4 separate regions of the Homo sapiens genome follow, and all the other regions are linked to region 1. The links are chromatin contacts, found by Hi-C or POLR2A ChIA-PET in ENCODE. All regions are on one chromosome and are shown on one strand. Each heading gives the region's core, a stretch centred on a gene start or an enhancer-like site at or near the end of the contact. The rest is flanking DNA. Distances are from core to core; before and after follow the strand shown. Region 1 overlaps CCNY (cyclin Y). Region 2 overlaps CCNY (cyclin Y). Region 3 overlaps CCNY (cyclin Y). Region 4 overlaps CCNY (cyclin Y).

The links. Hi-C counts contacts between places; a loop is a spot of excess contacts on that map. ChIA-PET counts read pairs that join two places held with the same protein, here RNA polymerase II (POLR2A). Pooled maps may share reads with other maps.
Region 2: a loop to region 1 is called in a map of heart left ventricle, with 2.3 times the contacts of the local background. The contact joins two enhancer-like sites. A Hi-C loop is called at or near these places in 7 of 168 maps with a recorded cell type or tissue (dorsolateral prefrontal cortex, heart left ventricle, heart right ventricle and 1 more), 2 of 37 single-sample maps with no recorded cell type and 13 of 50 pooled maps. POLR2A ChIA-PET finds 5 or more read pairs at or near these places in 2 of 52 experiments (AG04449 and H1).
Region 3: a map of dorsolateral prefrontal cortex shows a loop between it and region 1 (3-fold over the local background). The contact joins two enhancer-like sites. A Hi-C loop is called at or near these places in 6 of 168 maps with a recorded cell type or tissue (cardiac septum, dorsolateral prefrontal cortex, heart left ventricle and 2 more) and 4 of 50 pooled maps. POLR2A ChIA-PET finds 5 or more read pairs at or near these places in 1 of 52 experiments (H1).
Region 4: a loop to region 1 is called in a map of heart left ventricle, with 2.3 times the contacts of the local background. The contact joins two enhancer-like sites. A Hi-C loop is called at or near these places in 3 of 168 maps with a recorded cell type or tissue (PC-9, heart left ventricle and heart right ventricle) and 1 of 50 pooled maps. POLR2A ChIA-PET finds 5 or more read pairs at or near these places in 1 of 52 experiments (H1).

The regions. Positions count from the first base shown.
Region 1 is chr10:35,561,527-35,569,132 of GRCh38, reverse strand. CCNY (cyclin Y) reads right to left here. Exons shown (of 10, transcript NM_145012.6): 9 at 2,948-3,110; 10 at 1-79. Among named protein-coding and RNA genes, the nearest start is that of GJD4, 40 kb to the left of the region's middle. RefSeq lists enhancers at 4,082-4,161, 4,432-4,541, 4,602-4,711. Within about 2 kb of position 4,477, at least 10 of the 41 ENCODE cell types and tissues checked have a DNase peak (open chromatin) inside an H3K27ac peak, as active enhancers do; they include dorsolateral prefrontal cortex and heart left ventricle, where a contact is called at or near this core.
Region 2 is chr10:35,446,937-35,454,542 of GRCh38, reverse strand. All of the region lies in intron 1 of CCNY (cyclin Y), which reads right to left. It overlaps LOC124902410 (a long non-coding RNA gene), which reads left to right and starts at 7,555. Exons shown (of 2, transcript XR_007062112.1): 1 at 7,555-7,606. RefSeq lists a silencer at 2,955-3,084 and an enhancer at 5,844-6,514. Within about 2 kb of position 3,027, at least 10 of the 41 ENCODE cell types and tissues checked have a DNase peak (open chromatin) inside an H3K27ac peak, as active enhancers do; they include heart left ventricle, where a contact is called at or near this core.
Region 3 is chr10:35,467,496-35,475,101 of GRCh38, reverse strand. All of the region lies in intron 1 of CCNY (cyclin Y), which reads right to left. Among named protein-coding and RNA genes, the nearest start is that of GJD4, 130 kb to the left of the region's middle. Within about 2 kb of position 4,386, at least 4 of the 41 ENCODE cell types and tissues checked have a DNase peak (open chromatin) inside an H3K27ac peak, as active enhancers do; they include dorsolateral prefrontal cortex and heart left ventricle, where a contact is called at or near this core.
Region 4 is chr10:35,495,291-35,502,896 of GRCh38, reverse strand. It overlaps CCNY (cyclin Y), which reads right to left. Exons shown (of 10, transcript NM_145012.6): 3 at 1,362-1,396. Among named protein-coding and RNA genes, the nearest start is that of GJD4, 110 kb to the left of the region's middle. RefSeq lists enhancers at 4,107-4,256, 7,256-7,305. Within about 2 kb of position 4,041, at least 3 of the 41 ENCODE cell types and tissues checked have a DNase peak (open chromatin) inside an H3K27ac peak, as active enhancers do.

The DNA of each region.
Region 1 (7,606 bases), core at 3,228-5,727:
GGTTGTCTGCACTGGCTGAGCGCTTCCTCGCGGATCTTCTTAGGTCCTTGTACTTGTCCTCGCAGAGGCGAGAGATGGCCTGAGGGGCAAGAAAGACAGTGTGGGTCAGGGCGGGCCATATCTGCGTCCATTGCTCACTCGTCCTGGGCGCCGAGGGCGCTGCATGAGGGACAGGCAGAGCCCCTGCCCCTGTGGAGCTCCGGCCCAGAGCCCAGCTCTCTGCTGGCAGCAGGGAGATACGAAGGGAGTGTGGACTCAGCTCTTGTTTCCCAAGAGCTTACAGTCTGAGAAAAGACTCTCAGGATGTGAAATAACAGTACAGTGTCACCTCACAGTCGGCCCGACCAGGGTCAACGCTGGCTCCCCATCTAGGGGTGTGGGACGGGCCCCACCCACACGCGTGCTGTTTTGAATCCTTGGCGTCCTCACCTGCAAGCGGGGCAAGAACAGCACCATCCTGGCAGGGCTGGCATGAAGCACGGGCTTGGAGCTGAGCCTCACAGAGAGGAGAGCTCGGCCGCTGGCGGCAAAGACAGCTGCAGCCAGACCACCAGCTAGGGACTCCACAGAAAAGGATGGAGGACTTAAGTCACCTCTAGAGGGTTGCCGAAAGAGGGACCCAGGGGGATCACAAAAATATGAGATGTGCAGATAATCAACACTTTGGTGATAAGGACGGGGGACCATGCTACTCTGGCAACAACTCTCCCAGGGCTGCCACTGGGTGTGGCTAGAACTGGCTGATGGTAAAAGCTGAGCCCACTGTCCCAGGCTTTGATTATTTGGAGAAGAGAAAGAGCAGCCTTGTCAGGATATGACTGGCCTTTTCTCCTGCCCTGCTGAACCCCTAGGGCCCGTGACACAGCAGCCCCAGAAGCAGGTGAGCTCTCCCTTCTCGGCACTCGGAGAAACCTGAGGGAACAGCAGGTGCCAACTCCACCAACCTCGGCCTGTGCTCTCAGGGTGACTGACTCAGAGCCCCAGATATTCTTCAGCAGAGAACACAAGACTCACTTTCCTGCAGAGCTGTGTAGCTGCCAGGAGCTCCGGCTTGTCTCATTAGCACTGAAGCAGCCACTAGAGCCATAGCTGGTGACGAGGGGGACCAGGGACCACAGCACAGGCTGAGAGGGGGCTCATGCTCTCAGGGAAAGCCAGATTCTACCTCACATCTGTGCTTGCGAAGGTTTCACAACATTTGCCTTCAGGAAGTCCTGCAGAGGGAGGGTTTTCCATTTTTCCTCGAATAGATGATAACTGGGAGACTGGGTGGGCTTTCCATTCCAAAGGCTGGCACACAATCACAGGGGCATGGCTGAGTTCTGAAACTCTCACTGGATTTTTATTTCTAACCAGTGCTATGCATCCAGTCTTTTCTATGGTTTACTTCTTGGAATTAACATATTACTTTTTAAATTTTTATTTAACATTTTTCTTTCTTAAGCGTGTAATCCATAACAGGTTTCTTCTCCCAGTTCTAGATCACCGTGTGGCCAAGCCATCATGATGCCACACCAACTCTGCACTGAGTGACAACATCCCACCTGGGATGGGCAGTGGTGTGGGCAGCACGAAGACCTCACAAGCTGGGGACATGACAGTGCCATCCACCACTCGGAAACACTCTATGGGATGAGACCAAGGCAGGATTGGGAAAAAAGGTGCAGAGGAGAAAGGCTGGGGCACACCCTCTCTGGAGGAGGGGTCTCTCCCCAGGGATCCTGCTTAATTACCACCCCGTCCCCTTTCCTCCTGCCAAAAGGTCAAGTGGGAAGAGCCTGGTGAACATATGAGGCGGAGCCACATACAAATATGCTGTGATGAGACCCAAAGTTACACAGCTTAATAATGACGGCCCAAAACCCAGACCAAGACCAGTGGTGCTGCCCTCAGCTCTAACTGGGCTATGGAAAAGGTATTTTGGAAAAAAAATAAAAAGCAGAATCAAATCTTTTTGGATTCCCAATTGTTAATATCATTTGGCAGCTTTTTCCTATGAAAGCGCATGCTGAGAAGTATCTTTTTGAGGGGCTTATATTGCGGGAAATGCTTTTTGGGGGGACATAATTTTCTTAAACCTGTCCGTAAAGGTAAGGGTTTTAAAAAATATTTGATTTCAAAATAGAATTGTGGTGGCTCATGCCTGTAATACCAGCACTTTAGGAGGCCAAGGTGGGCAGATCACAAGGTCAGGAGTTCTAGACCAGCCTGGCCAACATAATGAAACCCCATCCATCTCTACTAAAAATACAAAAAAAAATTAGCTGGGCGTGGTGGTGCACACCTGTAGTCCCAGCTACTAGGGAGGCTGAGGCAGAAGAATCACTTGAACCCAGGGGGCGGAGTTGTGATGAGCTGAGATCGTGCCACTGCACTCCAGCCTGGGTAACACAGCAAGACTCCATCTCAAAAAAACCCAAAAAAACAAAAAACCTTTGCTTATTAAGTATAAAGTGATATTAAACTGGTTATTAAAAATATGAAGTGGCTGGCCAGGCACAGCGGCTCACGTCTGTAATCCCAGCACTTTGGGAGGCCAAGGCAGGCAGATCACCTGAGGTCAGGAGTTTGAGACCAGCCTGGCCAACATTGTGAAACCCCATCTCTACTAAAAATACAAAAAATCAACCGGGTGTGGTGGCAGGCACCTGTAATCCCAGCTACTTGAGAGGCTGAAGCAGAATTGCTTTAACTCGGGAGGCAGAGACTGCAATGGGCCAAGATCGCACCACTGTACTCCAGGCTGGGTGACAGAGCGAGACTCCGTCTCAAAGAAAAAAGAAGCAGAACAAATCATAATCAACTGCCCAGCTATATATCCTAGTAGCTCATCTTTATTTTACATCATGTAGTGGGGGAAATGATCAATGTGACCACATGCATCTCTGGTACTCAGATGATGTATTGGCAACACTGCACCACAAAACGCTGTTTTAAACCATCTTACCTCAAGCTTGTGAGCCCTCTCCCTGCTCAGGGGCTCCAAGGGAAAGCTCAGGTTGTTCGCTTCTGCCAGAGAACGAAGATCAAAATAATACTTGGCATAGACACTGGAAGGAACATTGATGTTGAACTGCAGCAATTCAAGAAACTGTCGCTCTAGCTCGTTCCTGCAAAGCAAAGACAAAAATAGCCTATGCTTAGCTGCCACACCAGGCCACGTGGCCTGCCAAGGCAAGTTGCTGGAGACCAGACTCCAGAAAACTGCATCCTCCAGGAAGACCAGTGATCTAAGTAAATGTCTGGTTAGACCACCATATTGGGATTAAAAGCCAAATCCACTTGATCTGGTGCCCAGAAGGATGAGGACTGGTTAACTGGGATCATCACCAGGAAGCGTTTCAGGGCGAATCACTTCACTGAGATCTAACACACACACAGCAGGCTCTGGCTGCAGGTCTCCGTGAGGACAGGCTGCTAACAAAGGGTGGATGCAGCAGCCAAGAGCTGCCACGTGGAGTCCAGTGAGGGCCCTTCCGCAGGGGCCCAGAGGAAAACACTCAGCCTCTGCAGACCTAGAGGACATTGGCTTCCTCGGTGGCCCCTCCCTACCTCCAGGGAGAAAAGAAGGGAGGAACTGTGTAGGGGCTTTCTTAGGCAAAAGGCAGGGATTATGGGGGGAGGGTGTCCAGTCTCTGCCTCAGTCTCTTAAAAAGAGAACTCACAAGCCGGGAAGAATGGAAGCAGTAGTTTCCACACTTGAGCACGCACCCCATCACCTGGTGGGCTTGTTAGAACAGACAGGGGGCTCCACCTTCACACTGTGGGGATCAGTAGGTCTGCAGTGGGGCCTGAGAATGTGCATTTCTAAGGAACTCCCAGATGATGGTGAGGCTGAGGCTCTTGCCCCGGGCCCACACTCTGAGAACCACTCAACTAAAAAGGTAGGTTGGGAGAGGAGGTGCTAAGATCCACCCTGCCAACCCATCTACATGTTGATGGAATGCTGGGAGAAATTCAAAAACTTCTACTTTAAGAACTTCTCATGTCAGCTATCTTTCAAATTAGGTTTATTTCTAGATAGTTCCTCTGGGTGGGGGGAACCTTCTCAGTGAGGGAACTATCTGTGGAGCACTGGTCCTGGGTCATGCACTCAGATTCAGCACGTTCTCCCCAGGAAGCCCCCAGGGGTGCCCACCCACAGGGTGCCCACCCACTGCACACCCTCCAGGAAACCTCCTGTCCTTGCCCACACTATGCAGCATGTGGCTGCTGAACTCAGCCTCTTGGGCTGTTCTCCTCATAGTCAGGAAGTGCAACATCTGCTTTTGCATGCCTGGCCCCCAGCACATGATCTCAGAAGGCTTCCCACAGCAGTGAGAGCTGAACTGAGGTGAGGGAAGCATGGAGCTCTGGCGGAGAGGAACCAGGGCTGAGGAGGGGGTGTTTCAGGCAGAGTGGGTCCCCTCCAACCTGCTGCAGGCAGCCAAAACACACAGTCACCATTTCCTGTGAGTGAAGCCAGGGCCCTAGTGCAGGGCCTCACCCTCCTGACCCTGATCCCAGCCTCGGCATTCTAAGTCATGTCCTGCCAACTCTGCTGAACGCTGAGGGTCTGGGTCTGAGCCTCACATGCAGGCACCATCCTGTCCTGAGTGATGTCCCGAGACCCCTATGGCTGTTCCCGGTGACTCATAGCACTCAGCTATGAAGGACTGAGGAGGGCTCCACACCAGCTCAAGTTGCTGTGACAAAGGACAAGAACAGTAAGGAGGCGGGTGGGGAGGCTGGGGCTGAGCAAGGCCAGTGGCTCTGGGGAGACATGAAGCTGCTGGGGAAAGGAGCACTGGGACCTGTGGGCAGGCGGCAAGGAAGGAGGCCCGAGGAAGGCCCATTCCGGTCTCTTCATCAGATGAAGAGCGTCACTGCTTGTTTCCACACAGCCTCGTGAAAAGAGTGATAACAAGCTCCAAATGTATTTACTGTACTAAATTTCATAGTTTTAAGAATTTAGGCTGGGTGTGGTCACTCACACCTGTAATCTCAGCACTTTGGGAGGCTGAGGCGGGTGGATCACCTGAGTTTAGGAGTTTGAGACCAGCCTGGCCAACAGGGTGAAACCTCGTCTCTACTAAAAATACAAAGAAAATTAGCCGGGCATGGTGGCACATGCCTATAATTCAAGCTACTCAGGAGGCTGAGGCAGGGGAATCACTTGAACCCGGGAGGTGGAGGTTGAAGCGAGCCAAGATTGCGCCATTGCACTCCAGCCTGGACTACAAGAGCGAAACTCTGTCTCAAAAAAAAAAAAAAAAAATTAGTCAGGCATGGTGGTGGGCACCTCTAATATCCCAGCTACTCAGGAGGGTGAGGCAGGAGAATCACTTGAACCCAGGAGGCGGAAGTTGCAGTGAGCCGAGATTGCCCCACTGCACTCCAGCCTGGGCAACGAGAGCGAAACTCTGTCCCAAAAATAAATAAATAAATAATAATTTACTTTGATTTGGGATAATTTTTACTTAAAACAACTTTTATTTATGCTTCATTTAAATGAGATTTAATAAGAGATCATCCTGTGAAATACTGGAATCCAGGTAAGACTTCAACAAAACGAAAGCGTCAGAGGCCCTGCTAAGGCCAGAACTGTCAAACGTCAAAGGAGCAAATCCCAAGTGAACCTGGGAGCTGCCATGGACACACCGCCGTCTGGTGGTCAACAGGCGTCACTGCAAAGCGTATTCTCCCAATAGTAAGAAGAAAAGTCTAAGAGAACAGCCTGATAATCCTGCCCAAAATGATATACAGACACCATGGTTCCAGATGGAGGCAGACACTACGAGCAAAGTCAAGAGGAAGCTGCTTTTGAACAAGGCGGTATTTTCCCAGGGTTCCCTGGAAAACAGAACAACCTTCTCCAAGCTTGAGTTTCTGGTTAAGCTTTGGGAAAATAGATTTTAGAGCTGTTGTATTTTCAAAAAATGAATTTTTTTCTAAAGATTTAGAAAATAAAAATAATTTCCAAAACTTGAATTTCCAAACTGCAGCAGCACATCTTTTACAGGGACACTGACAGCTTGCTATGTGATAAATTATCAGAAAACTAACGTGATGCCAAGAATGGGCCTGATGGATTTACTATCTGCATTTAGATAACTATGAAGAAACAGTTTTGGTGTAAAACGTTGTAAGAAATATATTCAAGTCGACCAACAAAAACCACATTTCAGAAATATTTGTCACACTAGATCAACACTGTATAAAAACCCAATTTGGTACAATTCAGCAACTTGAAAATAGAACTCTAAAATGATGTTAAAAAGAGCTGTTTTAATCATCTAATATGCTGCCTACTTTTCTAGAAACTAGGGTCACTTCCCAAAAGAAGGAGAAACAAAGTCTTGAAAAGGTATCTGCATAGCCACACTTACAGCCTCCACTTACTAGCCCAATGTGGAGGTAACCCAAGTGTCCATGGGTGGATGAGTGGATAAACAAAATGGGACACAGACCCCCAGTGAAGTATTATACAGCCCTAAAAAGAAAGGAAATTCAGACACACTACAACATGGATCAACCCTGAGGACATTATTGGCAAGTGAAATATGCTGGACACAGAAGGACACAGACTGTATGATCCCACTTGTGTGAGGTCCTGAAAGTAGTGAAGTTCACAGAGACAAAAAGTAGGACAGTGATCACCAGGAGCTGGAGGAAGGAGGAATGGCAAGTTAGTGTTTAACAGGGGGAGAGTTTCAGTTTGCGAAAATGAAGGGTTCTAGAGATGGATGGTGGTAATGGTTGCACAACAATGTAAATGTACTTAGTGCTACAGAAATGTATACTTAAAAATGGCTACAATCATAAATTTCATGCTACATACATTTTACTACAATTTAAAAACAAAACACCACCAGAAACCAGGTATCTACAGAGGAACTGAAGTTCTTTCTCTGTGACCTTCTGTGCCATGCAATGCTTGGACAAGTCACTTGATTTCTCCTTATTTGGATTTGTCTACACATGAAAATGACATTTACGGGAACAGTGCAAAACAAAAACAAGAAACAGACAAACCTCGAGGTGTAATTTTTTTTAACAGTATTTTTGCCTACAGAACTCTGCATGGTGAAATTTCACTGTCCTTTCCCCATCCACAGCGGTTGCCACTTCTTGCTCTAAGCTGGCCTGTGATGCTGTGACCACTGATTGTTGGTGAGAGTGGGAGAAAGGCTGGCCCTTGGCCCCATCTTCCCACATGAGGTCTGCCTGAAGCTAACATCTGACTGGTGCTGGTGACTATCCACATGGCCTGGTGCCCTGACTATTCTGCCTGCAAGTCTCAGTGACACTCGTCGTACAGTGTTCTTCAGCCTGCGCCCACAGATACGCAGCTGCACAGTCAGCTGCCTTCCAAGCCAGAACCCCTCTGTCCAAAGGTACATGGGGAGACTCCCAGTCAAGTTCTCACTGTTGGATAATTCTTGAGCAGGAGATTAGCCTATGGTCAAAAATACCAGGAAGGTCACTTCAGGAAGCTGGGACACAGGAGGCCAGGAAGAAGGGTACCTAGAAGAACAAGCACTACCAAAAACCCCATTTGAAAAGGTTTCCAGCTGAAACCTGTGAGCCCTCTCCCTGCTCAGGAGCTCCAAGGGAGAGCTCGGGT
Region 2 (7,606 bases), core at 1,778-4,277, 110 kb after region 1:
CTGCTGATGGAAAACTTGCTTTCCACCCCTAACTCTACCAGGCTCCAGGTTTTCAAGGGGCAAATGTCAGAGTGCAAAGCTGCATTTCACCCTGGTTGACTTCTGCCTGTGCCACAGTTCCTGGTGGGGGGTTCACAGTCCATTCCAGGTGAACAACCTTTGGTAAACCTGCGCTGAACCGCTACGGCGGAGTCTTTCCTGCAGATCATGTGCCTCTCTTCTGGATGCCTTTGCGTCTTCCAGGACAACAGAAGCTGAAACGGCTTCTATGCTGCTGGACTGTGAAACCCTGGACCTGGGGGCCACCCAGAAGTGACTGTGTCCGAGCTTGACCACTGGTAGTTGCGTGCCGTTGGGCAGGGTACTTAGCTTCCTTATTTCTCACTCAGGTACTGCCAGGATGAACGAGTACAAGATTCCCACCCACACACAGGAAAAGTAAAAGCAGTCAGGGAAATAAGCCATGTGTTCCTCTGGATTCGCCGCCTGTCACAGTACAGTATAGTGTTTTTCAAACTATGAGTTGGAACCTCCAGGAGATTATGAAATCCATTTAGAGGATCATGACTCATCTTTTTTAAAAAATGGAATGAAACAGAAAGTTCAGAATATAACATTATGAAATGCATAAAGACAAATATTGTTTCATGTGTGTTTACCAATAAGAAACCAACTGGATTCAAATATAAATTTTTTTTTTACTATAGGTCTTAGTTTAAAAATTGGCAAATCATGTATATAGCAGTAAAACATCAATATGGTTACTAGAAATATTGCCCAGCTATTTCAATATACAAAGAGCCTTAAAAAAGCCAGATTTTCTTTCACCTACTGATTAAGATTCTTAAAAGTTTCTAATCACTTGAAAGAAGTAATTTAAAGGAGTAAAAAATAAGCCTACCAAATGCTGCCCAACTTAGATATCCAATAAGCAGCTTTTGCTAACTCAAATATTAGTATCATGTATTAATACCTTGTCATACAGTAATTTTGTAGACTGCACCCAAAACTTTTGAGTCATTAGAATGCCTGCTAGGATTCTACCTTGCTGAGATGATCTGATGTTCAGAGGAGGCTTTAGACACAAAGATGTTCATTACCATATTGATTATAAAGGAAAAAGAAAACAACAACCTATATGTCTAGTAATAAAGGACTGAATAAGCGGAAAATTTCCCACATGAAAAATTATGTAGTGATCAAAAATAATAATCAATAGTTTTTATAAACAGTTCAATACATTTGTAATTGGAGAAATACTTCTGTTTATCATGCTAAGTGAAAAATATATAAATTTTATATACAGGACTAGCCACAATGGCTCACATCTGTAATCCCAGCACTTTGGGAGACCAAGGTGGGAAGACTCCTTAAGCCCAGAAGTTTGAGATCAGCCTAGGCAACAAAGCAAGACCCTATCTCTATGAAAAAATTAGTTGGACGCTGTGGCTGAGACAAGAGGAATGCTTGAGCCCAAGAGTTCCAAGTTACAGTGAACGATGATTGTGCCACTGCAGTCCAGCCTGGGCAACACAGCAAGATCCATCTCTAAAAATAAATAATATTTTTTTTAAAATGTTCTAGACAATGTCACCACAATTATATGTCATACAAATTTGGAGGGTATGGGTTTTATTGTTTTGGTGACAGTGGTTTTAGACAAACCCAGCTTTTAAAAAACAGAAGAAATGAGACATAAAAGGTCCACAGTAGTTCTCTTTGTAGGAGACAAGCACAATAGCTTTTTTCCATTTTTTTTTTTTTTTTTTTTTACTTTTCTATAATTTCCAAATTTTCTCTAACAGGTAAATTTTACATCCAAAATGAAGAGAATGATATAACCTTTCCTTTTAAGTATACTGACACATACAGTTTTTCAATTATCATTAAATTTCCAACCTCAAAGGACAAGAATTTTATTCTGAAATGGTGAGAACCTCAGCAGTCACTTAGAGGGAAAGGAAAAGGGGCTAGTATGAACACCATGAAATGGTAAAACAAACAATAAAAATTACACGAGTAAAGGTTAACTCTATTTACCTCTGAATAGGAATACTGTTTCATTCTAAGATAAGCAGGATTATGCTTGGTTTAAGAAAGACCAAACCCAGTATTATTACTGATCTGACAGGAACTAAGAAGCTGTTTGGACATCTGAGTAGGAGTTAAAAAGTTTGTATTTCATTTCTCATTTCTGTAGCATTTAATGACCTGAAAGTATATGCAGAGACCAACAAACAGTCTTAGTTATAGAACAAACTAGTAATTGCAGAAATCACTCCAATCACTTGAGCCTCAAGTGTGGAATGCAGTATAAACTACTGTCTGAAGACATCTTCAACATCACAGTCAACAACTGCAACTTCAATATGTAAAAATCATTATTTACTGTATGTTCTCTGGTACTCAACAGCAAAAAAGGCAGCACTTGCTCCCATATAAATTAATTCAGGTAGGAACAAGAAGAAAATTACTAAGCTAGTAAACAAAATATTAGTCTGACCTTGGCATACATTACTATTTGAACTATTAAAGAATAAAAAAAAAGTGTCATATTAAATACTTCACTATAACACAAAGTTGAAATGAAATTGTGAGTGAAGGAGACTGGCAGAGGACACTGCCAGGCCCAAAGTCACTGCCATTCAAGCCAGTGTGGAATGTGTGGCTCGCCTGGGTGACAGCAGCAGGACAGGCATGCCCTGACCGCTCCCCCTGCCCCTGCCATGCGTGGAGGTGAGGTGGTAATGACCTGCTGGGCTGCACTGTTGTAGAGGGTAAAAGACATGAACCCCGAGCCTGCCCTGGTTAACAGGCCCAGCCCCGTGTGGCCCAGGCACTATGGGGGACTGGCCTCAGGAGGCTCCTGGGCTTGTGGGTGTCCATTCTCAACCCGCCTGGTAACACTGTATTGTTGAGCCTAACCAGCTCTGTCTAGTGCCATACAGAATTGGCCCTCACAAAAGCACCAACAAAAGAGGAACCAAACCAACCAAAACCTGCTCAGAAGTGCTCTGGGTTTCACTCACTCAGCATAGCCTTCAGGCCATACTCAGATATCAAAATAAGCCTTCTGTTCATCACCAACTTTCCAGTCATTTTAAGACGACATGGAAAATGACCCACCCATTCTGGTCAGAGGCACTTGGTAACATTTACAAGTGCCCAAGTATACATGAAGAAAGCTACAGATAATACAGCAAGTTCTGCTCACCAAGCAAAACAACTACACCCAGGCAGTATCAGTCCATGACGGTGCAAATCCCATTTCTTCTTTCCTTCTCTGACTCTTAACTTGTTTTTGTAAAAAAGGGGGAAGAAGTGGGAGAAGATGATTTCACAATTTATATAAACACACATGCTAATTCTGGGTCTTCTTGAAGTACTTATCAGTAGTTCCTTCTCTGATGGGAAATACACATTTATTCTGCCTAACACTCTTCAAAAAATACTAATTTGCATTAGGTATAAAATGTATTTGTTTTAAAGGTACAATAAATAGATAAAGTTTTAAAAACCAAAGAAATTTGAGATCATGGGCACAAAAAACATGCTTCATAAACCAACAAAATAGAGTTTAATTCTAAAACCAAAGGACCTTAAAGCTGAGCCCCACACCCCTTCTTTTAAACAGTCCCAGAGGAAGTAGCTGCTCCAAAGTCACAGGTGCTGGTGACAGGAAGGCTCCCAGCCCACTGCTCCATCACTGTCATTCTCCAAAACAGAGGACAGAGAGAAAGTGAAAAAATTATGTCAAAAATATCTCCCACCGAATTTAAATAAATAGGCATTTCTTATTAAGAAATACTGATACACAAAAGGTAAAAGAGAAAGAAAAAAAAAAAAGAAAAATCTCCTGGTAATACTGGCCTCCCCAAGTGCCCCATGTCCAACATTCAGAAATAAAGATGTAGCTCCACAATGATGGGAACCCGCAAGATGCCCTTCCCAATGTGCCAGCAGCCTCAGAACCACAACCTTTCCATCAGAAGAAACGCTTTATCCCCACTTGGCTGTCAGCTCAAGAAGCTGACAACTCCCAGGCTGTCCCTTAGCAATCAAGCTCTCAGCCCAGAAAACTCCAAAGAGCCTCTAATGCCATCTCCCAACTTCCAAAACCATCCCAGGGAGCACACATCCCCAGCACAATGTCCTACATCCTCCACACACTGCTAAAACCCAGGATGCCACTGCCCTGCAAGGCCTGGTGTTTTAATCTTAACCTCCACCCTCTCCCTGTAAGTCACCAAAAGGACTCCCTGCTCTCAAAGTTGAGCAGCCCTTTTCTGAGCCTCATCTCCTACCTTCCCAACTCACTCCCTGACATCCCAACCCTGTAAATTCTTCCACCCACCAAGACCACAAAGCCCGATTCCACCACCTCTCTGCCACCCCTCCCCCTGCTACATCCTTGCTTTCTTCTCTACCCGACTCAGAGCCACAGCCTTGTAGTCATATTGGCTCCCTGGTGCTCTCACGTGCCACCACGTTCCTCTGCCCTCCAAAGCGCTTTCTGGCAAATCCCAGAGCTGATTAAATCTAACTCCCCATCTCCTCTGCCCCAAGCAGCTGTACACAGCTGGAGGAGATGCAGAATCCTGCTGACTGGTCCCACCGTAAACTCTTGACACCCTACTCAGGTAGGCCCTGAGTGGTGCGAGATAGCATCATTGGAAAGGCCCTTTTTGTCTCTCCCCCAACCTCCAACACTCCCTGGCACTCTCAACTTACTGTCCGTTCAGCTGAGAAGACAGAGGCCAGGAGAAGCACTGCAGCCTTCTTGCCTCCATTGTGCTCACCCTGCCATCTCTGCTCCCTGCACCTCTCTGACCTGTGGTCCCTAAAAAGGTACCTCCCTGGGGCCGGCCCCCCTACTCGGCAATGGATCCCTGCCCCTCCCACCCTCTCTCTCCTGCATCATGCATTTCCCATCAGCACAGGCACGCGTAGTAATTACTCTCATTCCAAAAACCGAACTACAGCTCTCAACCAGCCTCCCCCTCTGCAGCCTTCCCTCTATTTCTTTGCTTCCTGTTCAGCCAGGCTCCTGCGTGCTCCAGTTCCTCCTCCCTGTTCTCTCTGGAACCCTGCCCAGTAGGGCCATTGCTCCCACCCCCAACTCTCCAGCTCTTACCAAGGCCACTGCTAATTCAATGGCCACATCTCAGTCCTTATCTTACTAGAGATGCCCACTTTCTCCTCAAAATGTCTCCCTCGCTGACTGCCGGGACCATCTCTCTCTCTTCACCCCCCTCCCTGCCCCTATCTCTGCCCCTCCTCAGCTCCTTCTCACACACACCTCTGCTGCTTCCTTGTCCCTTCCCTCCTCGCTGCGTGGTGACCTCAGCCACAAGACTGTAATGAATACCCTCAGTATGCCAATGGTTCCCATGCTATTATCTCCAGCACTGACTCCACTGAACTCCCATGCTGCCCGTTCAGCTCCCCTGTTGACTAACATGTAAATCAAAATCAACAGGCTCAAGACCTGTTCCTTCCAGTCTACATCAGTCACTAAGGAGCAACTCCACCCTTCAAGGCCTGCACTCATCCTCCACCCTCGCTATTCCCACCCAATGCAGCCAACCAGCAAATCCCCTGACCTTGCCCCTTGACATGCCTCAGGGTCTAACCCACACTGCACCCCCTGGGGATACTCCATTGTCCATTCTCTCCATAGTTGCCACAGGAATCCTGCCAAAACTGCATTAGGAGCACGTCTGCTCAAACTCCACATTGGCCCCCATTCTAGAGTGCAAAGTACTCACAGTGGCTACAGGACTGGACATGCCCTGCCCCTGCTGCCTCTCTGACCACTCCCCTCCATCCCCCACACTCCCTCTGCCCCTCAAACCCACCAGGCGCATGCCCACTCTGCTGGGAAGGCTCCTTCCCCAAGGAGTCACATGGTTCAGCTCTCATATCCTTCAGGTATCTGAAGGATGTCACCTTACCTAACAGTAACACCATAACATCCCTTTATATAAGCACTGTCCTAATACCTAACACATAGTAGTTACATGGCAGGCACCATTTTAAGAATTTTACACATGCCAATTTATTTAGTACAACTCATATAATAATAATATTACCCTCATGTTACCTATGAGGAAAGAGACATAGAGAAATTAAAGGGCTTGCCAAAGTCACACGGCAAGTAATGGGAATTCGCATTCCAACTCAGGCAGCCTGGCTCCAGAATTTCTGCTACACCGGCCCTACCCATGTCCCCACCCTTAACTTCCTGCTTTGTTTTCTCTCCGGTCTGCTTTGTTCGTGACTGCCCTGGGGCCCCAGATGGTGTCCAACAGAGAGCAGGTACTTGGCCATTACTTGTTGAATGAGTTAAAGAACGATTCAATCACACTGAGCCACCTGTTCCCCTCCAAAGCTGTCATCAATCTGCTGCTGTACAGAAGTCACCAGATCACAATTAAAATGCGAGCCGCTGGTTCCCACAGTGAAGGCGGTCTCCTTCACTGGCTGGAGGATGAGACAGTGACCTGGTGCCAGCTGAGCCAAGGAGCACCAGAACAAGTGGCCTTTCTGATAGCTGAAAACGAATGAGGAGCTACACCATGAACGGCAAAGCACAGCCTCAAACACCTTCATCACGGGAAATGCCAGGGGCAGGCCTACATTTTTTGGTTAAAAGCATATCTTTTGTTTTCCTGCCTGTTATGCCTTTATCAAACTATCTGTGGTTTACAGCCACGTGTTTCAAATTCCAGACCAAGCACAAACATCCGACCTGTGCCAAACAGACTCAGCAAGCCAGAGAACAGAAATCACAGGAAGCCAAGAAACTCCCCAAAGTGTCAGACATGCCCATTATTTCTGGCATTTCATGGCAGAAATGCTACCCTTGGGTTATTACTTATAAATATTTCAAGCTACTGCAATGACACTGCTACTAAACAACACCTCAAACCTCTTGAAATCTTAGAAATTAAGATTGTATTTATATTATTTTAGGGTTTAGCAAGTTTTTCTTAAGAAATGGAAACGTGCAGGTAAAATCAAGAAGTGTGAGAAATGACAGAGATAATGATGATGATGGTCATAATCACCCCACTGTCTCAAGACCACAGTGGTGTTTCCCCATCATCTGCCCCTAAATATAAATAAAAATTGCTCTCTGGCTTACCACGTTATCGCTAGTAAAGCCTCCTGTCTTTTTGAAACATGATTACATTTGAAAGTCCTGCTTACAAAGCCACGTGTTAAACTATGGTTTTTCTAGAATTCAAACTAAACCAGCTTTCTTAGATGGAGTCTCGCTCTGTCACACAGGCTGGAGTGCGGTGGCACGATCTCAGCTCACTGCAAGCTCCGCCTCCCGGGTTCACGCCATTCTCCTGCCTCAGCCTCCTGAGTAGCTGAGACTACAGGCGCCCGCCACCACATCCGGCTAATTTTTTGTACTTTTAGTAGAGACGGGGTTTCACCGTATTAGCCAGGATGGTCTCGATCTCCTGACCTCATGATCCACCCGCCTCAGCCTCCCAAAGTACTGGGATTACAGGCATGAGCCACTGTGCCCAGACCTAAACCACCTTTCTTTAACCTACATGGTAACTATATGTTTTCCAAAATCTGTATAATC
Region 3 (7,606 bases), core at 3,137-5,636, 94 kb after region 1:
TTTTTATTCTTTTTTCTCTAAACTTTCCTTCTCGCTTCATTTCATCTTCCATTGCTGATACCCTTTCTTCCAGTTGATCGCATCAGCTCCTGAGGCTTCTGCATTCTTCACGTAGTTCTCGAGCCTTGGTTTTCAGCTCCATCAGCTCCTTTAAGCACTTCTCTGTATTGGTTATTCTAGTTATACATTCTTCTAAATTTTTTTCAAAGTTTTCAACTTCTTTGCTTTTGGTTTGAATGTCCTCCCGTAGCTCAGAGTATTTTGATCGTCTGAAGACTTCTTCTCTCAGCTCGTCAAAGTCATTCTCCGTCCAGCTTTGTTCCGTTGCTGGTGAGGAGCTGCGTTCCTTTGGAGGAGGAGAGGCGCTCTGATTTTTAGAGTTTCCAGTTTTTCTGTTCTGTTTTTTCCCCATCTTTGTGGTTTTATCTACTTTTGGTCTTTGATGATGGTGATGTACAGATGGGTTTTTGGTGTGGATGTCTTTTCTGTTTGTTAGTTTTCCTTCTAACAGACAGGACCCTCAGCTGCAGGTCTGTTGGAGTACCCTGCAGTGTGAGGTGTCAGTGTGCCCCTGCTGGAGGGTGCCTCCCAGTTAGGCTGCTCGGGGGTCAGGGGTCAGGGACCCACTTGAGGAGGCAGTCTGCCCGTTCCCAGATCTCCAGCTGCGTACTGGGAGAACCACTGCTCTCTTCAAAGCTGTCAGACAGGGACATTTAAGTCTGCAGAGGTTACTGCTGTCTTTTTGTTTGTCTGTGCCCTGCCCCCAGAGGTGGAGCCTACAGAGGCACGCAGGCCTCCTTGAGCTGTGGTGGGCTCCACCCAGTTCGAGCTTCCAGGCTGCTGTGTTTACCTAAGCAAGCGTGGGCAATGGTGGGCACCCCTCCCCCAAGCCTCGCTGCCGCCTTGCAGTTTGATCTCAGACTGCTGTGCTAGCAGTCAGCGAGACTCCGTGGGGTAGGACCCTCCAAGCCAGGTGCGGGATATAATCTCGTGGTGCGCCGTTTTTTAAGCCCGTTGGAAAAGCGCAGTATTCGGGTGGGAATGACCCGATTTTCCAGGTGCCGTCCGTCACCCCTTTCTTTGATTAGGAAAGGGAACTCCCTGACCCCTTGCGCTTCCCGAGTGAGGCAATGCCTCGCCCTGCTTCGGCTCGCGCATGGTGCGCGCACCCACTGACCTGCGCTCACTGTCTGGCACTCCCTAGTGAGATGAACCCGGTACCTCAGATGGAAATGCAGAAATCACCCGTCTTCTGCGTCGCTCAGGCTGGGAGCTGTAGACAGGAGCTGTTCCTATTCGGCCATCTTGGCTCCTCCCCCCAAGGAACACATTTTTATGATGTTTTTCAATGACAAAAATTAAAAGTAATAAATTAATGGAATACTGAGCTTAAAATTAGAGATTATAGACAAAATACACTTCACTGCTAAAGTATGCTGACCACTTTGCTGAAGTCAGCTCTAACAGTTTATTATTCATTTTTAAAGTAATAATCTAAACACTAATTGTTCACATGATCCTCCCTCAATCCACCCCAAAATCACATATCCCTCACCCCTCACAAAGCCCCTCTTGGAACTTCACACAGCTGGGCCTCCCTTAGACCCGCCTTTGCAGCGTGCAGAGAGCTCTGACTCTTCCCACCTGCTCCCACCAAGCTCTTGAAATACCTCATGTGCTAACTCACCAAGAAGAAGAAGAACTTATAAAATTTAAATAGTTACTCTACTGGGTGTCATTGTAACACAAACTACTGCCTTACTGAAAGAGTGAAGCCCCACCAGAGCATTTCCATCCCTGAGAAAAGACGACACCACACAGAAGCCGAGAGCTCTGCCACGAGGCAGGTGGGCATGTGGCCGGCCTCCGGGAGGGACAGAGACATGTACGGCCTGGTTTATCCTACACAAAATTACAATTGATTCAGGGAGTCAAGATGAAGTACATGACACATCAGAGTGCAGAACCAGCTAGGGAACAATGAAGAATAAAATATGTGACCCAATCCTGGGAGACACAGAATAGCATGCTTACAAGAGAATAGCTTAAACAAAGCACTGGACTCATAATTTTTTGAGTCAAAAATAAATATTGCTTTTTTTTTCCTAGCAAGGCAATTCCGTTGAATTCAGTTAAATGGACCAACATGCATTGAGTCTCCACTATATGCTAGGTATTATGTTCAATTCTATTCGTATCGAAATACTACTTTGGGGTAGTAACCACTTGTGTCATTAACTTTCCTATTCTACATGACCTATTTCATGGTCATAAGAAAGCATTCTTGGTTTTCAAAGGGCTACAGTCGATTAATGGTGAGACAAAACATGTATTTAGCTGACTTCAAAATGCATCCTATGACATTTCTATCACATTTACCTTCACGATTATACTGTGATAGGATAAATTAGCATTTCATTAGATGTCACGAGTATATACTGAGAGGTTGTCAGGGCCAGTCCATTCTGCCATGGTTTTCATTCATTCATTCATCCATTCATTCAACAAATAATCACTGAGCATCTACTAGGTACTAAGTAATGCTGAGTTACAGGTACTGAGGATACAGAAGTAACGAAAGAGATCAAGTCCCAGCCCTACAAGAGCATCCTTCTAAGTTGAAGGTATAAGGTACTAGAGGAGAAAACAAAAAGAATGAAAAACCCATCAAGACTGACTCTATAACCCACATTCAGAAAGCTGAAAATAAGACTCTCCAGGAGTTCTCGGAATCATTCATTCCCCAAAGAGATGCTCAAACAGTAGAAAAAGAATTACACATTTTAAAATGTAAAAGATCCAGATTTGAATTCACTTTTGCTAGCTCTATGGCCTTGGGCAAATTGTGATACTATTCTGATCTCATTTTCCTTATCTACAAAGTGGGCTAATAACACCTAGCTTCGAGAACTGCTATGACGATTAGGAGTCAGGTACTAGCGCAATGGGCAGGATGTCCACCACACAATAGGGTCCCCAGAAATAATGGGTATTAAAAACATTAAGCCACAGCACTTAGATCAGGGCTAAAGAAACAAAACTCTCAATACATAAATGTTAGGCTTAGAGACACTAAAGATTGTTAAATTTCATTACACAATTTCTGTTCTCTAAGGAGTGCTGGCTTGAAATTGATGTTTAAAAGTTTGGTGTTGCATACTCCTGACTTAGAGTCTCCTACCTCCTAAAAGAATGGCAAGATAATCCATAAATTAACCTGAGGAAGTAATGCTTTAGAGGAAAAGGCAGTTTTAAGGAATGTCATGGAATCCCCTGAGCTGACTTCAATCTAATATTTAGGAAGCAGAGTCTTAGCCTATTTTTTGTTTATGATGTTGATACCTATTAAGACACACAGCTGAATTAAAATATTCAAAGAATGGTTATTCTAAGGGCCTCCTGCCAGACTCTGAGGTGACAACTGAGTGTTCGGTCACACTGCTTTCAGTCCATGTGTCAGCTGAGCACAAAGTAAAATACAATGCCTTTATTCAAAACTAAAGATAAATCAAACGGCATGTGGCACAGTTTAATTCGGCAGTATTCTCTTATACTGGTCAACCTCATTTTCTTCAGTCTTTTCCACAGATGTCACAGTAACAGTGATCCACAATTGCTCATCTTGGCTTTTAAACCAGCACCAAGTTTACCTTCCAGTGTTATAAAGGATCCAGGTAATAAGATAGTGGCTAAGAAAAGCAGCCATCATAAGCTATCATTAATGGTCTGAAAAACTAGTAAAAAGTAAAGCAGAAAAGCACAGTAAGACCTAAACAGCACTGGATGGAGAGGAGGCGCCAAAGCAAGCCTGTAAAGTCAAACTATCCCCTCCCCCTCGCAAGCCCCTCGCATCCCCCTTTCTCTGCACTGCCACGCCCCAAACTGATAATCACTCCAATAAATCATCTCCACAAGATGGGCTGTCCACTTAGGTCTAGACAGTGTCAGTGAGCAGAGCCCAAAGGAATCAAGGGTTCTGTGATTCCTTGATAGGTTCTGGAACTTCAAGATGCACAGAAAGTGAGTTTCAACTGGGAGGCCAACTGTGGTACAGCCCCACAGTTACCCTCCGAAGACATCACTAGTTCTATTTCCTGTCTTTTGAGCAATATTTGATATGGTTAAAATCTCAAACCCCTAATTTCAATTTTAGGTAGTCACATTTCCAAATCTGGCTATGATGTGGGAGGCAATTATGAAATCAACAAAGCCTGTTAATTTTAAATCAGATTGTTTCTTTTGTTGCTATTATTGTCCCTGCCACTGCCTCACAATCAGTGATTATCTCCATTTGTTAGTGTCAACAGGATGAAATCAGGAGCTGACCAGGCTGGTTTGCTCCAGGAGGCTGTCACCAGGGAAGCCTGAGCCCAGCAGCCCACATCAGCATTCCCACGAGAACAACAGCTCCTGCTGTGGCTGCCGCAGCCAAGTGCTGCTACTGCAGTTCTGGTTAATCCCACCTAAAGCCATCTTTTCTACTCCCACTGACTTCAAGTTTATTTTCTGGACTATCATAACACACTTATATTTAGTTGTTTCCTATTTTCACTCTCTTTCAGCCACTGGTGCCCCTGCAGGTGATCTCCGTGTATGTCTTTGCAAGTGTGTGTCTCTGTGTCCACACGTCTACATGTGTGGGCCTCCAGGGCAGTCTCTCCGCAAGTGGGTTGCTAACTGAATGGATGTGTCTCTGTGTGCAGCTCTCTGTGCACACACATCCAGCCCTCAGTCATCTGCTCTGTTTGTCTGTCTGTCCCTCCATCTCCCTGTCCATCTCTGCATCTCCCCGTTTGCCTCTCCTTCCCTCTGTCGGTCTCTCCACCTGCCTGTCCGTCTTTCCATCGCCCTGTCTGTCTCTCCATCTCCCTGTCTGTCTCTCCAACTCCCTGTCTCTCCATTGCCCTATCTCTGTTTCCCTCTCTGTCTCTCCATCTCCCTGTCTGTCTCTCCACTGCCTTGTCTCCCCATCGCCCTATCTTTCTCTCTCCATCTCCCTGTCTCTCCATCTCTCTGTCTCTCCATTGCCCTATCTCATCTGTCTCTCCATCTCCCTGTCTGTCTCTCCACTGCCCTATCTCCCTGTCTGTCTCTCCATCTCCCTGTCTGTCTCTCCACTGCCCTATCTCCCTGTCTGTCTCTCCATCTCCCTGTCTGTCTCTCCATTGCCCTATCTCCCTGTCTGTCTCTCCACCTCCCTGTCTGTCTCTCCATTGCCCTATCTATCTCCCTGTCTCTCCATCTTCCTGTCTGTCTCTCCATCGCCCTGTCTCTCCATCTCCCTATCTCTCCATCTCCATATCTGTCTCTCCAGTGCCCTATCTCCCTGTCTGTCTCTCCATCTTCCTGTCTCCCCATTTCCCTGTCTCTCCATCTCCCTATCTGTCTCTCCAGTGCCCTATCTCCCTGTCTTCTCCCTGTCTCTCCATCTCCCGTCTGACTCTCCATTGCCCTGTCTGACTCTCCATCTCCCCCTGTCTATCTGTCTCTCCACTGCCCTGTCTGTCTGTCTCTCCATCTCCCTGTCTGTCCATCTCTCCATCTCCCGTTCTGCCTCTCCATCTTCCTCTTTCCAACCCATCTCTCAGTCTCTCTTCTCCTCCTTCTCTTTTCCTAGCTATAACTGTTTCCGTTTTCCCTTCTTCCCTCCCCAGTTCCTCTCTGCTGTCCTATTTCTAATTTTCTATCTTAATGTATCTAATATTCTATCTTAAGATTAATCAAGGAGATAAAGATGCTAATGTTAAGACTAAAGACAGATTATTCTGCCAATACACAGACCAGATAACCTAAAAGCTCTCATGCTACATGCACTTTGTAATGTGAGTTAAAATATAATACAGCCTTTTAAATGCCTATAAGTGTGGCAAGAAAGCAGGGTCAACGGCCTAAGGCCCGAATCAAAGAGAGAACTGAAGTCTGTGGCAGGACAGGGGCTATCCAGTTGTGTGAGCTGGTCTTGGGTTTTGACTAAGGTGACACACATGCGGGTTCACACCAGTGATCTGGCATAATAAAGAATTCTAACCCCCTTTACTCTCAGAAGTATCTTGGTTTGAAGACACTATTATTTTAACGTTCCTGCAGGACAGGATATAACACAGGAGTTGGAACTGACACTTTTACATATAGCTAGAACCCTCAGAGAGCTATGATCTTAGCAAAAACCTGAATTAAGAAAAAGTATCTATGAACCCAAATGAAAAGGAGGCTGGGCTGGCAGGGGGAGCAACTGCCCAATCTCCCAGCAACTGGTAACTGTCAGTCTGTCTGTATCTCTAATGTGGTTTTTGACATTCTACTTTATACATGTAGCCCAGAAAACTCCTGGAAAAGAAATTCACACCAAATTGGCCAAATTATAAACCACTCTAAAGCAGGCTGTCTCCCAGAATTCCACCAGATTATGTCCTCCGATGACAGGCTCACCATCTAAAATGGCAACACACAGGAGGAAAAAATAGTCTCATGACTCTTGAGCAAGAGTCAAGAAACTCAAAAATATCAAGATCAGACCCTCAAAAACTTGAGATAATAAAACTAACTAAAGACCATAGAATGAATTTGTGCACAGTGGTGAAAAACAAAATAAATTTTAAAATAAGGGGGAAAAGATACTCTGAAAAAAATAAAAGGGAGTTTTAAAAAAGAACCATGTTTGTAGGATTCACATAGAGACACACACATATACACACACGTCTATACATGCATGCAAACACAATCACTACAGACTGAATATTTGTGTCCCCCCAAAATTCATACGTTAAATCCTAGCTCCCAGTGTGACAGTATTTGGAGGTGGCACCTCTGGGAGGTGATTGGGTCATGAGGGCAGAGCCCTCACGAATGCGATTAGCGCCCTTATGAAAGAGGCCCCAGAGAGTTTCCTTGCCCCTTTTGCCATGTGAGGTTACACCAAAAAGAAGATGGTCATCTATGAACCGGGAAGCTGACCTTCACCAGATACCAAATCTGCCAGCACCTTGATCTTGAATCTACCAGCTTCCTGAACTGTAAGGAATACATTTCTACGGCTTATAAGCTACTCAGTCTATAATATTTTGTTATAGCAGCCCAAATGGCTAACATGGTCAATGAAATCTACAATTCAATAGATGAGTTAAACTGCAGGTTAGATATTCCTGAATGTAGAACTGGTGACCTGAAAAACAGATCTGAGGAAATCACTTAGAATGGAGCACAGAGAACAGAGTTAGGCATTGTATAGAATGAACTAAGTCCAACTAACAGGGGCTCTACATTCCATAACCACCTAGGATAAAAACTCTCAGCAAATCTTAATCTGATAAAGGCTATCTGCCAAAAACTTACAGCAATCTGTATACTTAACGGTGAAACATCAGACACATTTCTCAAGTCAGGAATGAAACTGGGATCCACCTACTATCAACATTGTATTGGGGGCCCTAGTCAATGCAAAACAACAAGTAAACGTAACATACAAGGAATTTATTGAAATGGAAAGAAACAAAATTATTGTTATTTGCATATAATCCTCTACACAGAAAATATAAGATGGTTTAAAAATCTATTGGTGCTAGACACAAACTGACATATAGAAATCAATTTCATTCCTTTATCCCAG
Region 4 (7,606 bases), core at 2,792-5,291, 66 kb after region 1:
CCTTGGCAGGCATGCTAATGAGTGTAATGAGTGGGAAAGCATTCAAGTGCACCCAGCAGGCAAAGAAATGGAAGCAAGGATTTAGAGAATTCGTTCCAATCGCTCAAATTTTTATATCCAGGTATATACTGCTTTCAAAAAAAAAAAGGCATGGCAATTTTCATATTTTCCTCATGACACAGATTGCAATTTCAAAGGTGCTTTAAACAGATGCTTTGAAATTTAAGGGGCCGAGGGAAAAGGTCACAGATTGCTTTAAGAATCTGCTAAAAATAATAAGCCCTCTGACCCCTAGAAAACTGTATATGTGCATATATATTAACACTGACTACAAAGAAGTCATCAGTCTCCTAAGGGCGTAGCATCATGTCCCTTGAGTGTAAGGGCCCAGCTTATGAATTTCTTCCCAACTGCATTTTGTCCATATTTTCAAAGGGCAGAGAATACAACATTATGGCTTTAAGTCTCTTTAATACACAGCTTTAGGACTATTTCAAGATCTTCAAATACACAGATGCAGACAGTCTAAAAATCCTGAGAAAGACCCTTGTGTGGTTCTGTTTTTAGAATGAGGACTTAGAGCATACTTATTTTGATAATTTACACCTGTTTCATCATTCCATCCCTCTCGGAGAGTTTTCTTTCCTAAAGGGCCATATTTCTAAGAAGAAGGTGTGGCTAGGACTTGCCTGGTATATAGGGTGTGGAGTAGGTGCTGGAGCCAGCCAGCTACATCTCTGCTCAAGGAAGGAAGAGGGATGAAGTATCTCAATGGGGCACCTGCACCTGGCCACCAGGGGAGGGAGACATGGCTAAGAATGGCCAAAAGACTCCAGCCAAATGTTTGAACATCTTTTTTAAATTTAGTGTTATCAAGTTTATCCTTTCTTGGAGCATCAGAAGAACACGCAGACTCTACTGGACCCACAAACAACAAATGGGAAGAGTCAAGTGTGGAGACAGAGAGCCTCATGGAAAACAACTATGTGTTTATTCAAATGGAACTGAGCTACAAGAGAAAAAGAATAATTTGGGGGTGAGGGTAGAGAAAGGAAAGGATTCAAAATTAAAAAGAAGTGGCTTTCGCTTGGACTTGCTGGGTGATGTTTGATATGTTATTGTTCACACACATCATCTCATGAACAATAGTGGTCTAGGGCTTCTGGAAAAATATTTGGGACAGTGGACAAATACTGAGTGATGCTTGTCCAATTACAAACCAAACTAAGCATAAGTACACTGCAACATTCTTCCAAGTATCTACAAAGCACATGAGCCATTTTCATCCATCACAGACAGTTATTTTAGCTCTTTACACTGTACAGTCATTATGAAGAACACAGGGAGACAGCTTCACTTACATGGTTAATGAAGAGACTCTTGCGTTTTTCTCTCACTGTGAAAACAAAAGATGCAACAGAAATGTTATATGCCTGCATGCCAACCCCTGGCAGGTGGATGAGGACTGGGCCTCTGTGTCGTGGTCCCGTCCTTCCACCAACCAACATACCCACTTGCTCATTTATCAAACATAAGAATACAGGACCTGCACAAATGCAGATCTGAATGAACTTGGCTCACAGAGGGAAATATACATCCATTTAAACAAGAGCACCCTAACAAAATAACTGCAGCTGAAATCAATTAAGGGGTAACAGATTTCCATTAACTGAATAAAAAAGTAATTAGTAACCCTCATAAAACTCATATGCATCTATTAGTTTAACATAATTAACAAATGATAGGACTATTTATTCCCAACCCTACCAGACCCATAAAGCTCCACAGTATATAAGGGAAATATAAATAACAATAATATCTAGAAAGCATTGAGATCCAGGAAGACGATGTACATCAGCAGCATTACTTATCATGGAAACCCATTATTCTCCATGCTGGGTGCTGGTGAATACAGCTGGGCTTCTGTCTGGGAGCCCCTGGAGCTCCTTGTGGCACCCAACCCCAACCCCATAAGGCTGACAGAGGTCACCATAATTGATACTGCTCTAACAGTCACCATAATTGATACTGCTCTAACAAGGTGGCTTCTCACACTGCATGCATGGCCTGTGCTGAGCAGCTCAGCCTGCAGTGTCCCCAGATACCAGTGTTTCTCAGAATGGGAGCCTGCTGCCCCAGAGAGGTAGAAGGGTCAGTCACAGGGAACACGAAGAGCTTGTAATAACCTAGTATCACTGAACTTTGCATTTTCTTTTCTGAAGGCTCATTTTGTGGGTACAGATGAATCCATCAACACATTTATTCGTTACTGTAAAAGACATGAAGAATAGGTTTCATTCAAGGAGATAACATCCTAGGTCCCCAGGAATCAACAATGTTATCTTGGGGTACCCTAAAACAGCAGTGTACAAAAGATAGAAGAAGGTTTTCTCCTTACAGTCCATGCCTCTGCAAAGAAGATTCACTACTGTTTTCAAAAGCCTTCCTGCTGATCTGTTGAAGGGACTATGGAACTGTTTTTCTATCACTCATATGCTGTTCTTAGACTCACAAAAAAACACTTCTCTTTTCCTTAGAAGTCTTGTCCTCTCTGGAATGAATGCTGCCTTCCACTCTTGATATCTCAAAGATAACAAAAGCAAAAATGCAAAAGCAAAAATTAGTCTGAGGATACTGTTGAGTACTTTAAAAAGAGAGACTGACACATAGAAGGCAGCTCCATCAAGCCATCGGATGGACGCATGTGCAGGCGATCAGCCCCCTGCTGTCACAGGACAGGGCACCCTGGCCATGCATGAGGCCAGACTAGCGCACACAGAGCACGAGTGCACAGACAGCAGCAACAAACTGGTCTGCTATGCACAGCATGGAGGCAGAGGGATTACATTTTACCTGACTCCAAGGAAGAATCCACATGAAAACCATAGCAAAACAAACAGGATGGTCTGGCTGGAAGCTCTGGGTTTTAACTTCCTGGCATACATACATACATATATAGAGCGTGTGCATGCACATGTGTGAATTAAATTAATTCATACTAAACTATTATACATGTAGCCAAGGATGGGGATATGATGATAATTCTATGGTGATTTCCCACTGACTGAAGGGACCCGGAAACCCTTTCTACATGGGCCACAGAACTGACAGGGTTCCCACTACATTCTGAGATGACACTTAACCCTTCTCAGAGCAACCCAGTGATAGGTTTGTGCAAAAGAGACACAAGTCTCCCAACTGTGGGAACCACCACCCATACTAAGGTCACCTCAACACCCTACATCAGCCCCTGCCTTCAGCAAATGAAAGATATCCATGCCTCAAAAAATACCAGCACTTCCTATATGGGTACTATTGAGAAGATTAGGAATTATTCACGTGTAGAAGTAATGGCTGAGATGCATAACCTTCAATAGTTCTGACTATAAGTCCGACCAAGAAAGCTGATATGGTTTGGCTGTGTCCCCACCCAAATCTCATCTTGAATTCCCACATGTTGTGGGAGGGACCTGGTGGAAGGTAATTGAATCATGGGGGCAGGTCTTTCCCATGCTGTTCTCATGATAGTGATAAGTCTCATGAGATCTGATGATTGTAAAAACAGGAGTTTCTCTGCACAAGCCCTCTTCTCTTCTCTGCCGCGATGTGAGACGTGCCTGAGATACCTTCCACCATGACTGTGACGCCTCCCCAGCTACGTGGAACTGTAAGTCCCTTAAACCTCTTTTGTAAACTGCCCAGTCTGGGGTATATCTTTATCAGCAGTGTGAAAACATACTAATACAAAAGCTTTCAAACAAACAAAAAAAAAACTACAGCAGACACAGAAGAATATTATAAACACATATGCCATTTTTGTCCACCACCTACAAGGATCAATCTCAGGGAGGAATCAGGCTATTTTCATGAACTCCAACTGGCTGCAATCAGAATGGTGAAGAAAAACGAAAGTTCACTAAGACTATTACAGAACACCTGAGGATAAGCTATCTGAATCTATTACAGAATCTCTCAGGCATTCACTGCTTCTATGCAAATGAACACCTACACACTACCCTATTTCCTCAGAGCAACCTGGGGCTCCTGGGGCCTGAATCAGGTGCCACTTTCCTGTATGGTTTTGTAATGCTCCTCCTAACATAAGAGGGTCTTTGGCAGATGAAGTCTGCACAGTTTCTGAGAAGATTTTCCACACATGCATCTCTATGGCCGACTTGCTTCTGGAGCGTCTTCCGCGCCCCCAAACCAACAACCTGTCCCTACCCAGATGGGAAGAATGCCTGATATCCACGTTAGACCATGTGACCCATTACTCTGACCATCCTGCCTGGATTGGGGGGTAACTTTACCCTCTCTGGGCTAACTCCTTCTCCTGGGAATCTGGAGTTGGGACATACTCAAAGGGCTCTGCTCAACCTTAACTGAGGGTATGATGTGTAAACTTCAGACTGGGGTGGGACTCCGCTGTGCAGGAAAGAGTGAAGCAGCAGATCTGACAGCCATCCTTAAAGGGCCTGTTGCAAGGCTGGCCCTTGGCTGGTATCTGGGAACTTGGATTTAGGAGGGTTCCTTCCCATCATTTCCTAACTGGTAGGAGTGGCTCACTGTGCCTAAGCTGTCTGCACAAACAATATGCTCTATGCCGCACACAGTATGGTTTATTTCCTTCTGGGAGTCTGGAACTTTGGTACTTAACAGGCAGAGCCTTCTTACATGAGTGGTCCTCCATAAAAATCCTGGGTGCTGGGTCTCTACCCAGGAGTTTCCCTGGCTGACAACATTCCACAGGTGTTTTCACAACTCATTTGTGAATGGGGGGATAAAGTGCAACCTGTGTGGCTCCATGGGAGAGGACTCGCCCTGTGCACCTCTTCCCTGTACTGAGTTTGCCTCATGTGCTTGCACTGTAATAAGTTACAGTCATGAGTGTGACTGTATTTTGTGTCTTATGATTCCTGGACCCCCATAAAGCAGTGGTGTCCCTCTGCCATGCAGAGAAACACGGCAGAGGGAGATGGGCAGAAGGCAGGTGCTGCCTTAGTCCTAACAGCTTTTAGTACCCAGTTCCACCAATTCATGAGCTGTCTGAGATACCCTCAGTGCCCTTAAAATTAATTACTCCTTTTCCCCTAAGCTAGCAGGAGCACAACCAAGACATTACCATAGGGGGAATAAGATAAGTAGAATTTTTTTTTTTTTTTTTTTTTTTGAGACGGAGTCTCGCTCTGTAATCCAGGCTGGAGGGAAGTGAGCTGACTCACTCCACCTCCCAGGTTCAAGCAATTCTCCTGCCTCTCCTGCCTAAGTAGCTGAGAGTACAGGGGTGCACCACCACATCCAGCTAATTTTTTGTATTTTTTAGTAGAGACAGGGTTTTGCCATGTTGGCCAGGCTGGTCTCGAACTCCTCACCTCAAGTGATCCACCTGCCTCGGCCTCCCAAAGCGCTGGGATTACAGGCGTGAACCACCACACCCAGTGATAAGCAGAATATTTTACAGTGGTGTATCACCTGAAAAGACTGACAGAATTGCCCAAATCTAAATCTGTCTTTAAAATAAATTTGAAACCACTGAGGCTGATGTGGGTACAGCTCTGAAATTCAAAATGCTTTAGCTATTTTATGTAATGGTATAAGCAATATGCCAACTCATTTCTAATAGGTGGTTTTAGTCATCTTTAACACTTCAATATTTTTGGTTACTATAACAATCAATCAAAATCTCTGGAGTTTTCTGAGTTAATGTCTAACTGAATTAACTAATAATTATGTTTTGCTTCTTTAGAGAAAACAGGCAATAAATTGATATGGATCATAAATTTTTTCTTTCCTGGGAGAGGAATAACAGCAATCTCCTTTGACACAATCTATGATAGTTAAGAGGATTTTTAATTGGCTACAGTGACAGTCCATAAAGATGTAAACAGAAAATGGACCAGAGGCTTTAAAAATAAGCCATCTAAAATCAGCAAAAACAATACAGTTGGCATTAAAAGTCTTCTCCTGATAAAATGGGGAGTGAAGAGAGTAAAAGGCAGTGTTTGCAATCTGAGGGACAAACAAAATTACACTTAAGTTGCTATGGGACACTCTCTTGCCACAATGTCACACAAGTGACTCTTTAAAATACAACTTTCAACCTAGTGTGTGATTATTAATGAGGATTTGTTAACAATCTAAACACCATTTCAGCTGATTCCTGTCATAGGTAGGCATTTAAAAGATTACCTTGGTTTCTCCTCTTCCATTTCCAATTTTTTTCTTTTTTAGAGATGAGATCTCACTATGTCGCCCAGGCTGGTATTGAACTCCTGAGCTCAAGCAATCCTCCTGTCTCAGCACCCCCCAAAGTTTTGGGATTACAGGTATGAGCCACCGCACCTGACTCTCCTCTTCCATTTCTAAAATAGACCGACCTTCCAATGGCAAGTGTTAGCCACCACCAAGCCATAGGATGCTGGTACTAAAAAGGTCCTAAGATACCTAAGATACTCTTTCTTTGGCAAACTAGGGAAGAGCCCAAGCAGGCCAAGGAAGGGAAGGCCCAGAAGAAGAAGAGAGGAGACCGCGTGTAGGACCCCTTCCTCTATACATCCGCCCTCCAACAAGAACATCACTGGTGTGCACAGGCATCCTTGGCATCTGCATAAAACGAGTCCCATTTAAAAACAGAATGACAATTAGAACCAGGTATGAATAGAGCTGTGCTATTCTACAAAGAAAATTTACTTAACTGATTAACTACTCTGGATGTGAAGGACTGGCAGGCCACACAAGAGGCAGGCTTCAACTAAAGAATGACAGAATTTTGTTTGGATATACGAAGCTGATTGCTGAGATAGCTCCAATGCAGATCACAAAGATCTGGTTGAAAAGAAAAGGTTTCATTTCCCTTTCCTTTTTCCTGTGGGTAGCACAGATCAGGCCTTGAACAATAAAATTAAAAGTTTACTATTAACTTTTCTTATAGTAAATTTGAGATGACCACACAGTTCCTACAGTTTTCAATAATTCAGTGAATTCACTCACTCACTCACTCACTCACTCAATTCAAAACAACTGTTGAGCCCCTGTTCAGAATGCACATGGAGGCTCCTGCCCTGCTGAGCTCCTGCCCTGACAGGGAAGTCGTCATGAACACAAACGGCCAGGACACAAAGTGCACTGTAGCAGGAACATCACCCACACTTTGGAGCCCAGAACAAAGCATCCTGGTGTGGCCATTTCCCCCCAAGGCACACCTCCTGTGCTGCAGGAAGGGAGCTTCCAATTAGACCTCTGGCCTGCTCTGAACTGTCCAGGACCTGCTCTTATTTCGAAATCTGGGCACAGAGGAACGTGACATTCTGTGCATTCAAAGTGAAATCTAAATAAGCAAAGCCAATGAAACAAAAATGAAAAGACATAGAAACATTTCTAAGATGTTGAGGGCACAGCCAGTCATGGAGAGGAGAAAATTCCAGGGAAGAGAATAGGAAGTAGACGAAGGAAGAACATAAGGAGAAAACTATTCAAAGAACAAATATCCACCTAAGCTGCCAACACACTTGAGAGGTTTTCTGTTTCTCACAGAGAATATCTAAGGCCAAAGGATTTCTTCAGAAGCACAGAAACTTCAGCTAAGTGGCATCCATTTAAAACTTTC